Regions from separate parts of the Homo sapiens genome. Here all the other regions are linked to region 1. Evidence: chromatin contacts called from ENCODE Hi-C or POLR2A ChIA-PET data. All regions are on one chromosome and are shown on one strand. Each heading gives the region's core, a stretch centred on a gene start or an enhancer-like site at or near the end of the contact. The rest is flanking DNA. Distances are from core to core; before and after follow the strand shown.

What was found. A loop is a pair of places that touch in the nucleus more often than their neighbours do. ChIA-PET counts read pairs that join two places held with the same protein, here RNA polymerase II (POLR2A). Pooled maps may share reads with other maps.
Region 2: a loop to region 1 is called in a pooled map, with 5 times the contacts of the local background. The contact joins the promoter of TACSTD2 here to the enhancer-like site in region 1. A Hi-C loop is called at or near these places in 2 of 37 single-sample maps with no recorded cell type and 5 of 50 pooled maps. POLR2A ChIA-PET finds 5 or more read pairs at or near these places in 1 of 52 experiments (PC-9).
Region 3: a pooled map shows a loop between it and region 1 (2.7-fold over the local background). The contact joins two enhancer-like sites. A Hi-C loop is called at or near these places in 1 of 50 pooled maps. POLR2A ChIA-PET finds 5 or more read pairs at or near these places in 2 of 52 experiments (BJ and PC-9).
Region 4: a loop to region 1 is called in a pooled map, with 5 times the contacts of the local background. The contact joins two enhancer-like sites. A Hi-C loop is called at or near these places in 3 of 37 single-sample maps with no recorded cell type and 5 of 50 pooled maps. POLR2A ChIA-PET finds 5 or more read pairs at or near these places in 1 of 52 experiments (activated T-cell).
Region 5: a map with no recorded cell type shows a loop between it and region 1 (7-fold over the local background). The contact joins the promoter of LINC02777 here to the enhancer-like site in region 1. A Hi-C loop is called at or near these places in 3 of 168 maps with a recorded cell type or tissue (gastrocnemius medialis and sigmoid colon), 1 of 37 single-sample maps with no recorded cell type and 8 of 50 pooled maps. POLR2A ChIA-PET finds 5 or more read pairs at or near these places in 1 of 52 experiments (Caco-2).

Annotation. Positions count from the first base shown.
Region 1 is chr1:59,432,237-59,435,070 of GRCh38, reverse strand. The region is part of intron 5 of FGGY (FGGY carbohydrate kinase domain containing); the gene reads right to left. Among named protein-coding and RNA genes, the nearest start is that of FGGY, 140 kb to the right of the region's middle. Within about 2 kb of position 1,355, at least 5 of the 41 ENCODE cell types and tissues checked have a DNase peak (open chromatin) inside an H3K27ac peak, as active enhancers do; they include gastrocnemius medialis, where a contact is called at or near this core.
Region 2 is chr1:58,575,856-58,578,689 of GRCh38, reverse strand. It overlaps TACSTD2 (tumor associated calcium signal transducer 2), which reads left to right and starts at 1,438. Exons shown (of 1, transcript NM_002353.3): 1 at 1,438-2,834. The coding sequence starts at 1,534. The coding sequence ends at 2,505. RefSeq lists enhancers at 1,280-1,974, 1,975-2,670.
Region 3 is chr1:58,726,154-58,728,987 of GRCh38, reverse strand. The region is part of intron 5 of LOC112268263 (a long non-coding RNA gene); the gene reads right to left. Among named protein-coding and RNA genes, the nearest start is that of MYSM1, 28 kb to the right of the region's middle. RefSeq lists an enhancer at 939-2,138 and a silencer at 2,100-2,149. Within about 2 kb of position 1,452, at least 5 of the 41 ENCODE cell types and tissues checked have a DNase peak (open chromatin) inside an H3K27ac peak, as active enhancers do.
Region 4 is chr1:58,804,728-58,807,561 of GRCh38, reverse strand. All of the region lies in intron 1 of JUN-DT (JUN divergent transcript), which reads right to left. Among named protein-coding and RNA genes, the nearest start is that of JUN-DT, 21 kb to the right of the region's middle. RefSeq lists a silencer at 2,371-2,665. Within about 2 kb of position 1,346, at least 7 of the 41 ENCODE cell types and tissues checked have a DNase peak (open chromatin) inside an H3K27ac peak, as active enhancers do.
Region 5 is chr1:58,902,639-58,905,472 of GRCh38, reverse strand. LINC02777 (long intergenic non-protein coding RNA 2777) reads left to right here and starts at 1,335. Exons shown (of 5, transcript NR_183656.1): 1 at 1,335-1,905. RefSeq lists silencers at 1,242-1,491, 1,552-1,941.

The DNA.
Region 1 (2,834 bases), core at 106-2,605:
ATTTCCTGTCTATCACTGCTGCCGGATCCTGAGCACCTCATCTTTATCTGCCCCGCATCTGTCCCAGTATTTATATTAGGTACTCTGTCAATAAGGAGTTGTAAATTTTTGTCTGAAGACTTAAATTGGCCCAAAGACATATTTTGTTTAGCTGATGCAGAGACTTCAAAATGTGTAACTGTGAATGTCTTTAGGTTGGCAATATAGACAGTGTGTGTATCCCCCCCTCAAAATTCCTGTGTTGAAACCTAATCCTCAAGGTGATGGTATTTGGAGGTGGGGGGGGCTTTGGGAGGTGATTAGGTCATGAAGAAGTAGGGCCCTTGTAAAATGGATCCCAGAAAGCTCATTTACTCCTCCCGTCTTTTGAGGACACAGAGGAGATGGCTACCTATGAACCAGGAAGTGAGTCCTCACCAGACATGGAATAAACTGGGGCCTGGATCTTGGACTTCCTAGCCTCCAGAACAGTGAGAAATAATTTCCGTTGTTTATAAGCCACCCAGTCTATGGCATTTTTTAATAGCAGCCCAAAATGACTAAGACAGCTGGGTATGCCCTCTCTAGTTCCCTTGGGCCCCTCCCTACCCTGTCTTGTCGCATATCTGCCAGAGTGTTAAGTGTGTCCTGCCTCTGCAGGCACTCACTTGTGAACCCTTGAAAATGCTATTGCTTGGAATGTCTGTCACAAATACAAATGACACAAAGCCACACAAACCATTCACTTACCTCCCTCCAGCCCCCACTGGTACAATGAACCACAGAATCTGACTTCCCAATTTTTTTCATACTGTCATTCACCATATATTTACTGAATACCTTCTAGGTCCTAGAAACTGGCAGAAAAAGACACAAAGTCTGCCTTAACTGAACTTACAATTTGGTGCCCATGAACAATGATACTGTAGAGTTTTCTTGGGTGCAAAAGGTATACTGATAGTAAATCATACTAGGGAGTTTAAGCCTTTTGAGCAGATTATCTTATTGTGTTTTAATAATAATCCCATGGAGGTAGACAGGACAGGTAGGTTACTCTGTTTTGAAGGTAAACAAATCAAGGATCAAAGAAGCTAAGCATGTTGTCCAAAATGAAACAAATAATAAATGGCAGATCTTGAATTCATGTCTCTGTCACTAACAAAAACACTGCAAAGCAGGGAAGGGTTAACTCCATTTGTGTAATAAGCCATAAAGTTTCCTCCCTAAAGCATGCTACAGATCTAGAATTTAAAAAGGAAAACTGACATCCAAGCACTAACCAGCACGTGGGTAACGTAACCTACACTGGCTTAGACGGTGGGAAAATCATGACAACGGAGCTGGCGAAGAATGAGAAACTTGAGTTTCCAACAGAGTTCTCATTGGGCTCTATGTGTCACCAGTGACACATCTGGAAATAAAAGAGAGAAATCAGGAAACAGAATGCAGCCCCTGCTTTGCCAGGAAATTTACAAAAGCATATTTTTGGTTAAGGCAAAGAGATTTTGCCAGGTGGTACCATGCCAGACAGATGGTCTCCATGACCCAGTAAGAGCTGCTCCAGAGGGACCCTCTCTGGTATTCCCCGTGAAGGCCTGGCACACTGAGATCATTGCAGCCACCACCACAGGCAACCTGTGCTCCAGACACATGAGGCCTGGAAAATACATCATCATCTTTGAGAGATCCAGCAGCCTGAACAATTCTGAAAATGCCCTTTTCGGATATGAACACTACTCAAGGCTCCTTGGCCTTCATTTAATTTAAATCAGTGGTTCTTAATCAGGGACATTTTGTCTCCCAGCAGATAGCTGGCAATGCATGGAGATATTTTTGGTTTATCTGGCTGCGGGTGGGGATATGTGCTACTGGCAACTAGTGGGTAGAAGTCAGGGATGGTGCCACACATCCTGTCATGCACAATGGGACAGCCCCACAACAAAGAATTATCTGGCCCAAAATGTCAATGGTGCCAAGGTTAAGAAACCCTGATTTCAATGTCTAAAACTGATGGATACGCCCAGCCTTGGAGCTAGGCTCTACAGATACAAAGGTCAGTTGGATATGTCCTTTTCCTCAAGAAGTTCTGAATCTTGTGGGAGAGGTAATCATGTAAGGAAATAACTGGCATTTAGTGTGACTGGATTGAAAACTACCCACAGTCTAGTGGTGAGCTCTGAAGTAAGAGAGCTCCCAGTCAGAACGATAGCTTTGCCGTTTACTTATTAACTATGTGACCTCAGGCATGTCACTTAGCCTTTCAATCTCTTCTGAAACTAGGAATGGGAAATTATGATACTGATACTACTCCTACACCTCTTCTTCCTACTACTATTACAGCTTCTACTAGAGAAACACCACTGTGACTACTACTAGAATTGCTGCTGCTGCCATTACTACAGAGGTGGAGTACCAGACAGACAGGAGGCACAAAAGATTGGGAAGCAGAGATATTTACAAACTCTGGAAACTGCCACTAAAGGGGAAAAACTTTTTTCTGCATACTCATGACAATTTTTACATCACGTGTGTGAGGGATTTTCCCACACTAACCAATACTCTAACTCTTCAGAAACCAACCAGGTGTCCCACAATTCAATTCTAAACTAACTACCTGGAGTAAGGGCAGATCACACAGGTTAAGGCTTCAATCCAAGACTGCTCCCATTTCAGATGCCAATCAAAAGTCTAGGCCTTCCATACTTCTGACTGATCAGCTACATACTGGAGGTTCCCATAACCCCCTTTTTTCAGGTTTGATAATTTGCTATAATGGCTCACAAAACTCAGGGAAACACTCTACTTAAATTTACTGGCTTATTATAAAGAATACAAATACAAATGAACAGCCAGAC
Region 2 (2,834 bases), core at 189-2,688, 860 kb after region 1:
GAGACTTGCTTGAACCTGGGCGGCGGAGGTTGTGGTGAGCCGAGATCACGCCATTGCACTCCAGCCTGGGCAACAAGGGCAAAACTCCGTCTCAAAAAAAAAAAAGAAAAAAGAAATTGTCCCTCACATGTCTCTGCTTCCTCTGTCTGTCAAGGCAGAATATATTTCAATCTTCCTGCCTCAGGAATTGCGTGAAAATTAATGGGACAGAGGCCCAGCTGGCTTTCATCTGCTAAACAACACCCTTGCACGACTGGTGGTGCACATTAAATGCTGAACATATAAAATGTGCTTTGATGGAGGACCTGGGAATAATTATAGCTTGCTAATTATTGTTAATTTTACCACAGCTTTGAAACTCTAGACTTTCTCAATGACTCAAAAAGAGATTGCAACCCCTGTATGCCATGAAACTAGCCACACAGTGGCAGACAAGCAATTTCTCACAGGCTCCATTCTTTCATTATTTACATGGTTCAGCTACTTACGTGGGATACAGGAAAAGAAAAGCAACGATTTGCTGTGTTAGAATCAAATTGTACAAAAAACTCTTTACAGTCTTGCTGGCTCTTTAAGAATTTGTTCCTGTTTGTCTCTTTATAGCCAGTGCACAAATAAATATTATGTGCGTGTGTGCCTGTGTGTGTGCGCTTGTGTGAGGTACAGAAAATTAGTGTTTAACAGAACTTTTAACCCTCTGGACACCAGGATACCTGTGTTTTACCCTTGATATGGTGAGTAACAGAACTGCTTCCCTAACTTCCCTTCAGATTCTGTGTCACTTCGTGTCCACAAACACTTTATTTAAGGTCTCATCACTCCTAGGCAGGGTGCCAAAGACCCCTCTCAGAAATATGAGGAAGTTGATAGCAGTGTGACTTCAGGTCTTTAAGCCTCATCAGTACCACCTATAAAACGGGTCTGATAGTCCCTACCTGTCAGGACTGGTGTTAGGATGAGATAATGTTTGTGAACTGTAAACTATATAAACGTGTGCTACTGTGAGAACTGGACAAAGAAGAGAGGGAGTGAGAGAAATTAAGGGAGGGCTGGGGCTGGGAAAGAACGAAAAGGGAGTCGCGTATAGAGGAGAGCGCGACAGTCGCGAGCCACACTTTGCAATGAAACTCTTTAGACTTTCTGCCGGGAGAGCGGCCCAGACGCGCCAGGTCTGTAGCAGGAGGCCGCGCCGAGGGCGGGTCCCCAGAAGCCTACAGGTGAGTATCGGTTCTCCCCTTCCCGGCTTTCGGTCCGGAGGAGGCGGGAGCAGCTTCCCTGTTCTGATCCTATCGCGGGCGGCGCAGGGCCGGCTTGGCCTTCCGTGGGACGGGGAGGGGGGCGGGATGTGTCACCCAAATACCAGTGGGGACGGTCGGTGGTGGAACCAGCCGGGCAGGTCGGGTAGAGTATAAGAGCCGGAGGGAGCGGCCGGGCGGCAGACGCCTGCAGACCATCCCAGACGCCGGAGCCCGAGCCCCGACGAGTCCCCGCGCCTCATCCGCCCGCGTCCGGTCCGCGTTCCTCCGCCCCACCATGGCTCGGGGCCCCGGCCTCGCGCCGCCACCGCTGCGGCTGCCGCTGCTGCTGCTGGTGCTGGCGGCGGTGACCGGCCACACGGCCGCGCAGGACAACTGCACGTGTCCCACCAACAAGATGACCGTGTGCAGCCCCGACGGCCCCGGCGGCCGCTGCCAGTGCCGCGCGCTGGGCTCGGGCATGGCGGTCGACTGCTCCACGCTGACCTCCAAGTGTCTGCTGCTCAAGGCGCGCATGAGCGCCCCCAAGAACGCCCGCACGCTGGTGCGGCCGAGTGAGCACGCGCTCGTGGACAACGATGGCCTCTACGACCCCGACTGCGACCCCGAGGGCCGCTTCAAGGCGCGCCAGTGCAACCAGACGTCGGTGTGCTGGTGCGTGAACTCGGTGGGCGTGCGCCGCACGGACAAGGGCGACCTGAGCCTACGCTGCGATGAGCTGGTGCGCACCCACCACATCCTCATTGACCTGCGCCACCGCCCCACCGCCGGCGCCTTCAACCACTCAGACCTGGACGCCGAGCTGAGGCGGCTCTTCCGCGAGCGCTATCGGCTGCACCCCAAGTTCGTGGCGGCCGTGCACTACGAGCAGCCCACCATCCAGATCGAGCTGCGGCAGAACACGTCTCAGAAGGCCGCCGGTGACGTGGATATCGGCGATGCCGCCTACTACTTCGAGAGGGACATCAAGGGCGAGTCTCTATTCCAGGGCCGCGGCGGCCTGGACTTGCGCGTGCGCGGAGAACCCCTGCAGGTGGAGCGCACGCTCATCTATTACCTGGACGAGATTCCCCCGAAGTTCTCCATGAAGCGCCTCACCGCCGGCCTCATCGCCGTCATCGTGGTGGTCGTGGTGGCCCTCGTCGCCGGCATGGCCGTCCTGGTGATCACCAACCGGAGAAAGTCGGGGAAGTACAAGAAGGTGGAGATCAAGGAACTGGGGGAGTTGAGAAAGGAACCGAGCTTGTAGGTACCCGGCGGGGCAGGGGATGGGGTGGGGTACCGGATTTCGGTATCGTCCCAGACCCAAGTGAGTCACGCTTCCTGATTCCTCGGCGCAAAGGAGACGTTTATCCTTTCAAATTCCTGCCTTCCCCCTCCCTTTTGCGCACACACCAGGTTTAATAGATCCTGGCCTCAGGGTCTCCTTTCTTTCTCACTTCTGTCTTGAAGGAAGCATTTCTAAAATGTATCCCCTTTCGGTCCAACAACAGGAAACCTGACTGGGGCAGTGAAGGAAGGGATGGCATAGCGTTATGTGTAAAAAACAAGTATCTGTATGACAACCCGGGATCGTTT
Region 3 (2,834 bases), core at 203-2,702, 710 kb after region 1:
ATTGTATATGAAATATTGTATATATGATACATAATATAAATGTATGTAAAATAAGTATTATATACATAATAAATATTATCATGTATAGTATGTATAATAATTTGTTATCACATATTTAATAATATATTATACTTATGTATATAATACACACACTATATATATTTATATATATCTGGCACACAGTGGATGCTCAATATCCTATTGGTATCTGTAAGTATGCCTCAAAAACTCTACTTTTTACATTGTTTCCTCCCTCAGTACTGTGCTTATAGAATGTGTGTCTATCTACTTTGTGCAACTACACATTCCTTGTGTTTTTTATGAGTGTTGTGGGAGAGGACAGATGAATAATGTACGTTGAGTATCTGCCATAGACCAGGCTTAAGTGAGATGCTTTTCATACAGTATTTCGTGGCTCCTTCCCCAAACTCTGTAAGGAGACATTGAATCCCCATCACAGGGTGATGAAAGTCCAAGGACCTTGGACCATGTGTGATGCCATATTCTCTGCATCATATTTGTGCATCGTAGTGTAGGGACCGAGGTCAAAGCAATTGTTCAGTAAATATAGGAGAATTCTCCCTTGGATTCTTTTTTTTTTTTTTTTTTTGAGACGGAGTCTCGCTGTGTCACCCAGGCTGGAGTGCAGTGGCAGGATCTCAGCTCACTGCAAGCTCCGCCTCCTGGGTTCAGGCCATTCTCCTGCCTCAGCCTCCCGAGTAGCTGGGACTACAGGCGCCCGCCACCACACCCGGCTAATTTTTTGTATTTTTAGTAGAGACGAGGTTTCACCGTGTTAGCCAGGATGGTCTCGATCTCCTGACCTCGTGATCCGCCCGCCTCGGCCTCCCAAAGTGCTGGGATTGCAGGCATGAGCCACCGCTCCCGACTCTCCCTTGGATTCTTGAGGCCCCTTCCTGGAGTCTAATGCTCACTAAGGCTCGGTATTTGTGAGCAAGCACTTTGGAGTCAAATACTTTGGCTCTTCCACCTTCCAGCTCTCAGACTTTTGACAAGTTCTTAACCACTATGTGCCTCAGTTTAAATCAATTGTAAAATGGAAATCATGATAACATCTACCTCATATTATATTTGTTTTCAGAATAAAATGAAATAGTATATGTAAATTATTTTGTATAGTGCCTAGCATATAGTAAGTGCTCAATAAATGTCCCCTGAGTGGCACTACTGGAAAGATTCAGGAAGCTGCCTATCCAGCGTGGTAGGTCTAAGCCTCAGCAGCCTGCAGAAACTTGGGTGCTGTTGTTCACGGGAAGTGAAGCCCATTTTTAGCTGTGACAGTCTCACAGTTGACAAAGGAATGGTATTCATTTCCTTCAAAAGTTGTTTTGTTCTCTTTCCAAGGCTTTAGGGCAAATACTGGCTCAATAGGAAGCTCTCCGAAGGGTGAGTCAACAGTCACTCATTCTAAAAGGTGATTCACATGCCAGAGTGTGCAGTCCACAAATGTTATGGGGGTGGTACCTCTTGGGGAGAGACTGACAATGCCCTTAAATGAGTTGTTTATGATCACAAGCTGCTCATGAACAGACATGAGAACAGATGTGCCAATTAATTTCTCATATCCCCTCCACACTCCTTCACAAAGGGCACAACTCTTTCTCAAAAAGATGCTAAACTTGAGAATGACTAGCATCATTTCTCCCAAACCCCAGGCCTTTTCAAAACTTGGGCTCACCGAGAGTCAGAGGTAGAGCTGGAGATTTGGATGTTTCAAAGATTTGTGCATTCATATTGAGGTAAAATGAGAAAATTCTTGAAAAGCTGCCTGGAGGGGGATTTTGGAGTCTTGGGGGATTTCAGTGGATTGATGGCCTTGCTCCTGAATTTTTACTTGATGACAAACATTTTGTCAAAATCCAAAATTATTAATCTAATATTTTTCTGTTTGTTTCTTCCAGTAGACTGTGCACACCTCAGGGATACCAAATCTTACTTTGTATCTGTAACAGGTATGTTTGTGAAGTCCAGCATTAGCAATGTGTCAAAATGCCTGAGTCTGAATCTGAGCTTTAGGCAAGTTATTTAATCTCTCAGTGCCCCAATTTCCTCATCTATAATATGGAGACTCCAAATAATACCTACCTGGTAGGGTTACTGTGAACATTAATTGATCTGATGCATTGCCACTCAAAGTGGGATCCAAGACCAAAACAGGTCTACAAACTGTTAGCTGTCCCCTGACAGTTACCTACAGGAAGTAAGAGTAACCTCTGTAGCCGTTGCATTTTACCACAGTAGTTTCATTATATTTTACAAATATATTGGACAGTAGTAGATCATAAAACAATTTTTTAACTAGTTCTTCATCATTATTTGAGACCCACTAGTAATGTATCTCTTCTAATATAGATGTGTTCCAGCATCTGCTTATTAAAATGTATATTGTTTTATTATAAATACACTCCTCTAGCTTCTTCTTCATGATTTTTCCTTCATGGTTGTCTTTGAGCTTGGTGCGTCAGTAGTATGATTTCTATTTCTGGATTTTTTTTTTCTTTTCTTTTTTGAGATGGAGTCTCACTCTGTCGCCAGGCTGAAGTGCAGTGGCACAATCTCGGCTCACTGCAACCTCTGCCTCCTGGGTTTGAGCAATTCTCATGCCTCAGCCTCCTGAGTATCTGGGATTACAGGCATGCACCACCACATCCAGCTAATTTTTGTATTTTTAGGAGAGATGGGGTTTGATCATGTTGGCCAGGATGGTCTCGATCTCCTGACCTTGTGATCCACCCACCTCAGCCTCCCAAAGTGCTGGGATTGCAGGGATAAGCCACCACGCCTGGCCTATTTCAGGATTTTTAAAGGAGATA
Region 4 (2,834 bases), core at 97-2,596, 630 kb after region 1:
CTACATAGTGCAGAACCTATACAGGCCAGCCTGTCTTTCCTCCATTCCTTCTTCCTAGAACCATTCCCGCTTGGGCCTGGCCAGCTCCTACTCCCTCAACCTTTAGGCCTTGGAAGGGATAATACTTCCTGCAGAAAGCCCTCTCTGAACACCAGCCCCGAGGTTGTAACTCAGACCTGCTAATGCCCATCGCATCAGGGGTCTACTTCTACCACAGCTCCTACCATGCTCAACAATAAATGTCCATTTCTCTGTTCATTGAAGCAGTCTGTGAACTCCTTGAAGGCAGAGACTGTGCTTCCTCATTTCTATCTCCAGCACCCAGCATAGCAGGGGCTCAGTGAATATTTCTGGATCAAAAAATTAATGGATCAACCCCCTACTAACCACCTTCAAATAAGATTTGTCTTACAAACTCTACTTGAAACTTTTTTTGTTCATCTGTGTGTGCTCTTCCTTTCCCTAATCTGAAATTCCTGGAGGCCACTGTAGCTGGGTTAAATTGGGACCCCAAAAAAGATGTCAAAACCCTAAACCCCAAACCCCAACACTTATGAATGTGAACTTATTTAGAAATAGGGTCCTTGCAGATGTAATTAAGTTAAGGATCTCAAGATGAAAACATTTTGAATTTAGGGTAGACCCTAAATCCAATGATTGGTTTCCTTATTAGAGAAAGGTGAGGGAGATTTGAGACACAGAGACACACAGTAGGGAAGATCATGTGAAGACAGAGGCGCGGAACGGAGCTGTGCTTCCACAAGCCAAGCAACACCAGGAGTCGCCAGAAGCTGCAAAAGGCAGAGAGTGGATTCTTCCTTAGGGCCCTTGGAGGGAGCGTGGCCCTGCCAACATTTTGATTTCAAATGCTTTGCCCTCTAGAACTGTGAGCGAATACATTTCTGTGGCTTTAAGCTACAAAGCTTGTGGTCATTTGTTACAGCAGCCACAGGGCACCAATAGCAGCAGTAACTATGCCTCTCGCTGGCTTGATGCTCCACCCACCCCTGAATCTTCCACCTTGCTGTACGCATAGTAGGGCCTCCATAAAAGCCCTTGTGAGAGACTGATTAGGAAAGGCCTTGTCATGAGCCATCCTCTGTTTTCAGCTGGGTTGCCTATCCTAATGGTTAACCAAAGCCAAAGAAAGTTCATGAAGACAGCACAGTCAGGTGCATCAGTTAGCATGGCCGGTGACTAGCATCTATTGAGTGCTCACCCTGGGCTAGACATTCTACCCATGCTGTCTCACTTAGGCATCTTTCATTCAACACGTTATTGAGCACCTGTTTTCAAGTAGGTCTATTCTACAAAAGAGGAAACTGAAGCTCAGGGAGGTGGGGTAACATGCTTGAGATCTCACAGTAAACAAGTGGTGGTGTCAGGACTGGAACTTTGGACTCCGGATGTTATTTTTCACTTTTCTAAGCTACCACGGTTTACGACATGAACAGAATTAAGACAGAGAACATGAAGGGAAGGGAGAAAAAGGGTGGAGAAGAGTGATTCAGTGCTGGCAGACATTGTGCTTTTGTTTTCATAGTCTGGGAGCAATTAGGTAGCACACCTGTGACTTTCAATTTGTTGTGGTGGGGCTAAATTTAAACCTTGAGTCATCTTTATCCGTAATCGATATGTATCTATATGAGCAAAATTAATCATATTGTAAAGCTGCCATGGGAATTCTAGACAACATCACAACTATGGTACAAACCACAAGCATGAAAGCCAGGCACGCCATTGCTGCAGACGAAACAGCGTTGGTCCCAAAGGTATGTGTGTGAAGGGCCCCTGAGCAGCCACCTAATTCTCCTCATCACCCTGGTCTGGTTAAGATAAAAGTTGATCAGTGACCCATTCAGGCCCCAAATCACCTGGAGCGTCAGTGCAGGCTCTTCCGTGCCATTTCATAAAGGGGACACACACATTCACAAAATCCAGCAAATATTTATTGAGCACTTACTGTGCTCCAGGTTCTGGGGACACAGCAGAAAACAAAACCAAGTCTGCTCTTATAGAGGTCACGTGCTGCTCAGGGGAGAGAGAAAATAAATAAGTAAATGAATAAGTGTCTAATATGCCACTGATAAGAGAAAAGAGGAAAACTAAAACGGAGGACTGGGAGTGCTTGGGTTTTTTTTTTTAATATTAAGTCATCAGGGAAGGCCTTTCTGATATGGTGCCATGTGGGCAGAGGCCTAAGGAAGTGAGAGGATGAAGCCTACAGATATCTGGAGGAAGAGAGAACTATATATGTGTGTGTGTGTATGTGTGTGTGTATATATGTGTGTGTATGTGTGTGTTTTTGTGTGTGTGTGTGTGTGTGTGTATATATATATATACACACAGACAGATGTATATATTTATAAAAGACCCAAAGCAAGAATGTGCTTGAATGTTCCAGTAACAGCCAGAAGGCCTTTGAGGCTGGAGCAGACTGAGCTAAGAGGGAGGTCAGGGAGTGCCAGAAGACAGGTCACACAGAGCCTTGCAGGCCATGGTGATGAGAAGCCACCGGAGGGAGTGGCACAGAGGAGCAGCAAGGTCTGGTTCAGGTTACAGAAGGACTGCCCTGCATGGAGAATGAAACAACAGGGACAGATAGAGGCAAGGAGACAAGTTAGAAAGCTGCTGCCACAATCCAGGAGACAATGGCTGGTGACCTGGACAGAGGGCTTCAATCACAGTAGATAGAAGCTGACCAAAAAGGTAAAAGAAAGGAAAGTGTTATGAAAAGGGAGAAGGAAAATAGTGGAAAGAGGGAAAAATGGAGTATGAGACAAAAGAATGTATTTTACATATCAAACAAGAACTGAGTCACCAATTATTAAATG
Region 5 (2,834 bases), core at 86-2,585, 530 kb after region 1:
CTTTCTATCTCACTATCTTAGTAAGCAACATTCAAGACCTTCACGATTCCGTCTTCATTCAGTGAACATCTGATTACTTAGAGGTTCAAATTGCTTTCTATATCTTAACTCATTCAATCCTTATAGCAACCCCACAAGGCTGATCTTATTGTCAATCTCCATGTTGTAGATAAGGACAGTGAGGCTGAAAGGGGTTAAGTCACTTGGTTAAGGCTCACAACCAGTAGGTAGTAAAGCCAAGATCTGAAACTGGACAGTTGGGCTCCTAAGCCTGTGCCCTTAACCACAACACCATATTGACCCTTCAAGAGTGAAAAAGTATGTGGCGTCTGCCTTAGACAGGCATACTCCCCAGGTGGGAGACACAACCTGCAATAAGTGTGTGCAACCTCATACTATGGGCACCAAGAGAAGAAAGGAAGGAAGGATTAATTTTACAGGGGGAGGAGGGAGAGAATCAGGAAAGCTGCCTGGAGGAGGTGAGCTTTATCCAGTTTCCAGAGCTGACTCACTTTCCTCCAGGTTTCTCTGCAGATGGACGAGTCTTTGCTGAGGCAGGCAGGTAGAAAGGGACTGGAGCTTAAGGGATGCAGTCAAGGAAGTCAGTGAGAGAGGGAGGGCAGGACATTAGGCTTGAAGTGTGTGAGGTGGGCAAGTTAATGAACCTCCAAGAGCCTCAACTTTCTCATCTGCAGAATGGGGATGATAACACCCACCTTCTGAAGCTGTTTGAATATTAAATGAGATAACGTGTATATACTTCCCGACCCAGTATTATTCCTCTTTATTTACCTTTCATAAAACTATTTCACTCACTAAAAATAAATTTAATTGAGCATATTTTTGACACAGTAGCATTAATAATCTTGAGTGTCATTATCAGTCATTCATAATAACAATATAATGAATAATAATGTTAATTGCCATTGACAGCACTAAGTGCTTAAAATGTATGATCCGTATTTATCCAATCTAATCCTCAGAATGTATCTTAAAGATAGGTAAGGCGTCATTATCCCCATTTTACAGATGAGGATAATGAGGCTGAGAGAGATGGAGAAAGATATACAAAGGTCACCCAGCGAGGAAGCGGCAGGATGGGTATTCAGACCCAGGTCTGTTGGTCCCAGAAAAATGTCCCCCCACACAGAGGATGTCCCGTGTTTGCAGTTCATGTTGGTCTTGGCCACGTCCCTCCGCTCTTTCTCAGAAGGAAAACAAACATTCTAAGAGGTCTGCTAGGCCGAGGGAACGCGAACGCCAAAGAGAGGGAGGGAAGGGGCTGGCCGAGGCCGGAGGATGGGCCCAGACTGGGAGGGTGGAGCCGGCTCCTCGCCCCGAGCCCGACAGCCGCATAAAGCCTGCTGCTTTCACTGGCCCGGTGGGGGCCAGCAGGGTCAGGGCCCGCGGAAACCCTCAGCCTGGCGGGCCGGGAGGCCGCGGTGCTGCACTGGCTCGGCGCGCTCCCCGAGTGGCGCTCAGGCGGGGCGCGTTCATTTCATCTACAGACTGTCGGGAAGGCTTCCCGAACTCCTCCTCCCTGCCCGCCTTTGCGCAGGGCCGGACTCTTCGGAAACTGAAATCACGGGCCGCCCGGCCCCCACCAGTCCTCGTGGGATCCGGCCCGGGTTAACCTTCTATGGGGAGGCCCAGGAGGGCCGGGCGGAGCGCCGGGGCGGGCGTGCGCTGACGTGGCGAGCGGCTCCCTCCACCCGCTCCTCCCGCGGGCACTGCCGAGGCCCATGGGCGGGAAGCCGGGCGGCGGGCGGGACGTGGCCTCGGTCCCGGCCCTGCCCCGCCCCGCCGCCACTGAGACTCCCAGCGCCACCAACGTCGGAGTTGCAGTTTCTTTAGCTGTCATATGCAGACAAGTACTACCCACCTCGCCTTTGGAGTGAGCAGCATGTATGTACGGTACCTGACACCTAAGAAATGCTCAATGTATGGTCCCTACATGGTGTCACTGTGATTGTTGTCGTTGTGGTTACGCTGGGTTGGGCAGCTCGCCTTGTGAAATAATGAGCTCCCATTGCTGAGACCGTTCAGGCACAAGTTGAATGAGTTCGGGGGACAAAAAGAAATACGTTAGAACAGGAAGTCCCCCAAATTTGGCATCCCTCAATACCGATCTGGTGACTTCAGAATCACCTGGGAAGCTCAAACAGCACCTCAGACCAGGGATCGAAATCCCGGAAGGCAAGCTCGTCTAAAAGTACAGCTTCATGTGTAAACCACTGATCTAGGCCAATAGTCCCTGCACTTTTCATCTTCAAAGACCCTTCTGTGATTCCCTCCTGCCCCACTGACTGCACAGTGTAAAGTATGTTGTTGACCAAACTAGATTTAACTCACAATTAATTTACTCTCTAACTAAATTATTAATCAAAGCCCCAGAGTTCATTAAACAATTATTGAATACCTACTGTGTGCCAGGCACTGTGCTGGACACTGGTGGTCTGGCGGATAGACAAGGACTCTGTCCTCATGGACTTACCAGTCTGGGGAGGGAAAGCAGAAAATGAACAAGAATTCAAATACTGACACTGAAGCCAAGAGAATCCAGCTGAGCTGAAGGCACCCAATATTCCTACAATGAGCAGATATGGGTGTATCAAAAGCAAAAGCAAATAGAAGCCTGGCACGGTGGCTCACATCGGTAATCCCAACACTTTGGGAGGCCGAGGCAGGCAGATCGCTGCCTGCCTTAGAATATATTGTGATAGAGAAGAGTCCATGAGTTCAAGACCAGCCTGACCAACATGGTGAAACCCCATCTCTACTAAAAATACAAAAATTAGCCGAGCGTGGTGGCGCACTCCTGTAATCTCAGCTAT